2 separate regions of the Mus musculus genome follow, and region 2 is linked to region 1. A link is a contact called in ENCODE Hi-C or POLR2A ChIA-PET data. All regions are on one chromosome and are shown on one strand. The core of a region is the stretch at or near the end of the contact, and the rest is flanking DNA. Distances in the headings are between cores, read along the strand shown. Region 1 holds the start of 0610040B10Rik (RIKEN cDNA 0610040B10 gene). Region 2 holds the start of Rac1 (Rac family small GTPase 1).

What was found. Hi-C counts contacts between places; a loop is a spot of excess contacts on that map. ChIA-PET counts read pairs that join two places held with the same protein, here RNA polymerase II (POLR2A).
Region 2: a loop to region 1 is called in a map of T-helper 17 cell, with 2.1 times the contacts of the local background. The contact joins the promoter of Rac1 here to the promoter of 0610040B10Rik in region 1. A Hi-C loop is called at or near these places in 1 of 37 maps with a recorded cell type or tissue (T-helper 17 cell). POLR2A ChIA-PET finds 5 or more read pairs at or near these places in 1 of 5 experiments (Patski).

Annotation. Positions count from the first base shown.
Region 1 is chr5:143,327,774-143,331,231 of GRCm38, forward strand. It overlaps 0610040B10Rik (RIKEN cDNA 0610040B10 gene), which reads left to right and starts at 1,535. Exons shown (of 2, transcript NR_027874.1): 1 at 1,535-1,580. It overlaps Zdhhc4 (zinc finger, DHHC domain containing 4), which reads right to left and starts at 1,465. Exons shown (of 8, transcript NM_028379.5): 1 at 1,393-1,465; 2 at 618-797.
Region 2 is chr5:143,526,499-143,529,956 of GRCm38, forward strand. Rac1 (Rac family small GTPase 1) reads right to left here and starts at 1,495. Exons shown (of 6, transcript NM_009007.2): 1 at 1,265-1,495. The coding sequence starts at 1,299.

The DNA.
Region 1 (3,458 bases), core at 285-2,784:
ATTAGGAAGACTGAGAGCCTCTGGGATCTGTAGCTCGGACCTGGAGCTCAACGTTTTGTGGCGAGGCTGACATGCATTAAAGCACACTCACGTTGGTGCTGGGGATCCAAGCTCAGGACTTTGTGCTTGCACAGCAAGCACCCTCACTCACCGAGCGAGCTCCCAGCCCACCAACCCCTTGTTTTTTGAGACAGGATCTGACTATGCAGGCCAGGCTAGTTTGGAACTCAGAATTCTCCTGTCTCAGCTTTCAAAGGGTTGGGATTCCAGAAGTGCACCACCACACCCAGCAATACACCCTTTTACATCTTTAAATATTCACATGGATACTGATAAAGTCCTGCAAAAGAACCTGCGCCGACCTCATCAGAATGAGCAACTCCTAGAGGTAGTCAGGGTCCCACACCCAAACTTGGGCATATTTAACAGGTCAGTGGTCATGATGTCACCCATCACCCTCCAGACCAGAATGATGAAATATAAAAAGCCCGTGTTAAGAAACTGGGAACACTGACATTGGCTTTACGAGGCAGGATTCTGGACCAAAATTCCAACGCAGAGAATCAAAACAGAAACTATTAACAAAAAGGAAACAAACAAAAAAATGCCATTCTCACAAGGTAACAGGGCTCCGGTCTACATATTTCTCTAGGTCGGACACTTCCAGCGGCACCTTTTGCGTTCATTTCCCTTTGCCACATCCAAGGAGAATTCAGATAGCAGCTCCGCTTGGGCAGCGCCGTGAATTTGGCACGCGCAAAACTGGCGACATGGTTGTTCCAGGAGGCTGGAACCGGCTGCGGAGACAATCAAACGCAACACTTACATACTGCTGAATAAGTCTCCATGGCAGAGTGCACTGTGAAAGGCATTCAGAAGTAGAGGATGCTGTACCGCTGCTGACCTGGGAAGAAAACTTCAAAGTCCACTAGTTTGGGGGTCTATCATCCCTCTAGCTGTCACTGTCACTGTCACTACGCCTATCACTGAGGCGCCCACACCGGGGTCCAGACGCATGGTGAGGTTGTCCACATGGGGTAGGGCCCCAGTCGTTTCCCTTTGCTGGACACTTTCCGGGTACATTATTCAAGGCCCTTGCATGCTTGAGGTCACAGAATCTGCAGCTGCGGGGAACCAGGGAAGGGCAGTGGTGAATGGAGCCCATCCCACAACCAGATCCCGGACGCATCAGGCTCAGAGGAGACAAGGGAGGCTCGGAAGCAGGCTGGGAGACGGCAACTACGTCCGGAGCCCGGACAACGACTGGAAGAGGAGGGGACACAGCGAGCGGGATGCAGGGGGCTCGGAGAGGACTGTGCTCTCACTCAAACACGGGGTCCCGACGGCCGCCGCCCAGCCGGGGTGTCACAGAGCCTTCCGGAGCCGCCTTACCCCAAACCGGGCCAACCGTCCGCCGCTGCCGGCGGACCCCAGCGGAGCGCTCCCCAAGACTTCCGGCGCGTCCATGGCGTCATCAGTGCCCGCGACGGAGGCGACTTCCGACGGAAAAAGTAGCGGGAGGCCGGAAATTATTGTCTTTGGCCTCTGGTTCTGCGAGCCGATTGTGTTTTCGTACCGTCGTAGGTTTTCTTTCTCTTTTCTTTTTCTCTTAACGTTTGTCTTTCTCCCTCCCTCGTCCTCTGCTCTCTCTTCCTTCGCACTTTTATTATTACTTGACAATTTACTGCCTATGTACGAGTCCTTCGTTCTCCCAACCCCGTCCCATTTTCGTGGCCTTGATTTGATTCTTGTGGGTGTGTTTGCTTGTTGTGATCCGCTGAGTGTAATTCTGATTTCTTGTATGTGCGTAGATTTAAAAAGCTATTTTCTTTTTCTTCTTTAAAAAAAAAAAAAGATTTGTTTTATTTATTTTATGTGAGTCCAATGTCGCTGTCTCCAGACACACCAGAAGAGGGCATCAAATCCCATTACAGATGGTTGTGAGCCACCATATGGTTGGGGGGATTTGAACTCAGGACCTCTGGAAGAGCAGTCAGTGCTCTTAACCGCTGAGCCATCTCTCCAGCCCTAGCTATTTTCTTTTTAAGAATTTCTTTCCAAAATATGATCTCAGCTAGGCATAGTGGCCCATGACTTTATTCACCGCCCTAAGGAAACAGAGGCAGGTCTCTCTGAGTCAGAGGTCAGCCTTGTTTACATGAGTTCCGGGACAGGCAGGGCTACATAGCTAGACCTTTTCTAAAACAAAACAAAACAAATGAGCAAACAAAATTAAAGTCCCACCAAATTATACCAGGCTGGCCTTGGGCTTTTGAACCTCCTGTCTCAGCCTAACTTTGGTTGGGATGGCAGGCACACCTAACACAGGAACTGGAATTTTCGAGCACTTTTGACAGAATATGAAGGCTGTCTTGGGTCGGTGCAGGAGAACTGCTGGACTGTGCCGAGCCTTTGCATGTCCTGGCGGGAACTCAGCAGTAACCCTTGACCACCCAGCAGGTACCTAGACAGGGACACCTGTGTCTTCCTGGCAGACACACCACTGGGCCCTGTCCCAACAGTCCCAGCATGTTCCACTGCAGGGGTCACAGTATGTCCCCCTGTGAGTCAGGTTCTGCTGACCGCATGCCCCTACTCCTGCCATCTCTGTGCACAGCTTTAACGTCCTCCCTGTGGGGAGCAGTGACTAGTGTTTTATCCCTGAGGATAAAAAGGCTGTTTTGATAATGGGCAGGCTTGGCTTGAGAGGAGCTGCTGCTAAACATAGCACTGAGAAGGTTCCTGGAGGGGATGGGGGTGCTGCTTTGTCTGAGTGCCCCCCAGGTCCTCCGAGAACTATTCTTGACGCCTCTGAAAAACAGGTTCCCTTTGAGGAAAAAAATGTCTGATCTCTAAGCATTAGCCTCAAAGCTCCCCTCTCCTGTTTGCTTTGCTTCCTACCCCAGCTTCTCATTTCTTTTTCCTTTTAGAAAAAAAAAAAAAAGAAAAGAAAGAAAACAACTACCTTTCTGAATGTATTGTATCCAAGGCCTTTGCAATGTTGGGAGCAGAGTGAGCAGGTGTGGGGAGTCCTGAAAGACTGGTTACATTACGGAGGTCATCTGGCATCCAGAGAAAGCTACTGCTTCATCAAGCAGTTCTCCACCCTGCTGTAATTAAATACCTTGAATTTTCTTTCTTTCCCCCATGTAAATGAAGGACTTCGTGGTCTTCTCTAAAAGTTTCTGTTCTGACTAACTTTGATTCTCGGTTCCGTCATCCATTTCATCTTGTGTTCTGTTGCCTTTGGTTATATCACACAAAGAGAAGGGTTGGGATGTAAGTGAGTTAAGTTATCCAGGACAAAATCTTCGCTGACCACCTCATCTGTGATGGAAGCATCCTCATTTAATATGTATTCTGCAAACTTTTTTTTTGGTGAGAGATGTAATTTCTCATGATGTACCCCAGGCTGGTACCTCTTGAGTGGGCTTCATGAGTGCTGGGGTTATAGGACT
Region 2 (3,458 bases), core at 245-2,744, 200 kb after region 1:
TTCACTATCAAACTAAGTGCCCCAAGTGACAAAGCTTTCTTTTAGGAGGTGAAAGGAAAGCACCATTGACATTCCTACTCAATGAAATTCCAGTGTGTCGTTAAATACATTGAACCGTATCCATGAGACTTCCTGTCTCCGAGACAAATCCCACAGACAGACATGTTAGCAGAAAAATAAAGTTCTCTGACCGTCTGGCTGACTTAGTTACAGGGACGATCCCAAAGTCTAATGTAGAGTTCTGTAAATACGCTGAACAATCGCTCATAAATCCACGGGCTCATAAACCCATGGGCGGCGAGTGCTCACTGCAAGTGTGGAAGGCATTAAGCAAGTTTGGCAACGTACTCGACTGAACTAGAAAGTGGACCAGTTGCACTCTGCGTTTGAGGAAACGGGTGGTAAATCTCCAAGCTTCCTCGTTAACACGAACCTACACAAGCTACGCTGAGACGCGCGATTTTGCTCCGATTACACTGAGATTCTTGTTTCTACCGAAGGGGTGGGGGGAACGGGACGGACTGCATAAGACCAGTCTTGTCTCCCTCAAGGGCCTGAAACCATCACGGTCAATCACGAAAAGAATTGCCTCGAGTCACAGGGAGCTGGATCTGCTACATCCATATCTAATGCCTTCAGAGAAGGTTTGTTTGTTTTTAATAACCACACTTCGTTCAATGGACAGTCTTCATCACACTCCTTCAGCTAGCATCCCAGTAACTTTCTCGGCGTAAGTGTGAAAATGAATATTTTTATAAACACCCTGTCAAGTCGAAGCAACCGAGCCCTTTCCCAAGTTCCAGGTCACCCAAGTGACTGGTGCAAACATGCATCGACCAGGGCCGGCCGACTTGGAGGCCGTTACCTATCCCAGTTCTCGGGGGGGGGGGTGCGAGGGGGTACCCTGAGTAAATGAAGAAACTATACGTCCCTTTCTCAAAAGACAAAAATTTTTTTTAAAAATGTTTCAAGAAAAATTCTTCAAACCAGCCTCGCCTACGTGCCAAGTCGAGTAGGGCGACGGGCGGCGTCCGGCCCGGGAAGAAGGCAGGAGGGTGGAGTTCACTTTTCCCTCCGGCCGGCTCGCCCAGGCCCTCCCCCAACCAGAATCCGGAACCAGGCCCGGGAGGGTGGGAGGCTCGCGCCCCCCAGAAGGCCGGGCGCGCGCTCTACGCCAGCTCGAGGCTTTTCGGGCCTGCGGGGGCCCCCGATGGCGCTGCGCGCGGCACCGGGTCCGGAGCGCCAGGCGCGGCCGTGCACTCACCCGTCTCCCACCACCACACACTTGATGGCCTGCATCTGGGCCGCTCGGTGGGCCGCGGCGGCGGCGGCGGCGGCCGGTGGCTGAGGCGCGAAGCGGCGGGCTCGGGAAGCGCTGGGCGAGGCTGCGGGCGGCGGGGCGCCGAGTGCCGGGACTGCTGTCCACGCCGCCGGGCCCTCAGCGCACGGGAAGGCGAAGCGCAGCAGCAGCCACCACCCAAAGCTGGGGAAAACTGCAGAGAAACAGGAAATGGCCGCTCCACTCACATCCGGCCTCCCCTCCCCCTCGGTGCCGTCGACGCAGCTCCCAGGCTCCGGGCGGGGCCGCTCCCGCCCGCCCGCGCGCCCGCCCGCGCCGTTCCTGGCTTCCACGGGCTTTCGGGAAAGCTCGGCAACAGTCGGCTCCAGCCGGAGAACGGGCTCGGCGGCCGCGGGGCGGGGCGGCCGCCATCTTGGCACGCTAAAGCGTCCCGGTTGTGACCAGGTTTAGGAAGCCCTCTGAATCCTGGGGTTACGGGTTCGGGTCAGTGGTAGGGTCCCGTTCGCTCGCAACCTACTTGTGCCAACTCCATGGAGAGATTCCTGAGCCCCCTTGTTATGTGATAACTACAGTATGCTGTAGCGTAAGATCCTGCTAGAAAATTCTGTATAGCTCGTGCCACAGTGAGATCCAGTCTCAAAAAAGAAACTGCTAGGGATGTAGCCAAGTCAGAATGTTTGCCGGCATGTACAGCCTGGGGCTCCATCCCTAGCACATCACAGCCTGCCCTGGTGGCTCACCTGTAATCCCAGCACTTGGTGGGCGGAAGCAGTAGAATCCTGGGGATCAACCTCAAGTCCAACCTCTGGATATGCAACTCAATTGGTAGAGTGCTTCCCCGAGCAGATACAGATATGAAACCCTAGGATTGAACCTCACGACGGTATGAAACAGATGTGGTATATATCAGGTAGTGCATACCTGGAATCCCAGCTCTGGACTGGAGGTAGCAGAAACATCTGAAGTTTGACCTCTGGCTATGTAGCGTCCAGCGTTAACCTGACCTACCATGAGACTTTCTCAATAGGGGTGGGGGGTGGGGAGGGAGCACTAAATAAACAAAAATATAAGGAAAAAAAAACATACATACCATTAAAATAATAAACAGAAGGATAAAGGTCAGAAGAATTCTTTTAAAGATTGCTGATATGATAGGGTAAGCATATAATTCATTCACAAATAAGGTAGCCTATTAGAAGACAAGAACATTAAAGATATTTTTGGTTATCTGTGGTGTGTGTGTGTGTGCATGTTTTCATGTGTGGGCACATGTGTGGTGCACATGTGTATAGAAGACCAAGGTTGACACTGGGTGTATTCAGTTGCTGTTCACCTTATATATATTGAAGTAAGATCTCTCATTGAACACAAAACTGGCCAATTCCAGTTAATCTAGCCAACCAGCTTGCCCTGGAGATCCCATCTTTATCTTCCGGAGTTACAGGTGAGTCACCGTACCCTCCTAGTATACTAGTTTCTGGATTGGAGCTCTGTTCCTCACACTTGCCTGGCAAGTTCCCTCCTCCTGGAGCTTAAGAGGCCAAGCTGCTCTTCCAGTAGACTGGAGTTAGGTTCCCAGCACCTGAATCACATGGCTTACAGCCACCTGTAATTCCAGCTCCAGAGCGATCCAACACCTTTGGCCCCCTGAGACACCTGCATTCATTCACGTGTGTGCACGTGAGCACAGACACAAAATCTAAAATATTTTTTTAAAGAAAAGAAACCAGACCAGGAATTCCAGCCATCCTAATATCCTAACAGTAAAAAAATAAAACAAACAAACAAAAAATAGAAACAAAACAAAAAATTTAAGGGAAGCATCTGTGGAACTATTCCACGAGAATTTCCCAGACCTGGAGGATAAACCATTTACAGATAGATAATGCCCACAGGGAAGGAAATCTGCCCCACTGCACTGTACAAACTTGTAAAACTTCAGAACCATGTGAACACATAAGACCCTTCTGGCTTCCAAAGAGAAAACAAAGTCTTAAAGAGACAGGAATTTAGAATGGCTTTGGGTTTCTCAGCAGTTCCATTTGAGGGACAACGCCTTCAGGACGACGGCTCAAGAAGTAAAGGTGCTTGCCGTCCAGCGATGCAAGTTTGGTAGCTCGAGTGCCCTCCTTGCAACCCAGGTAAAGGTGGATGGAGA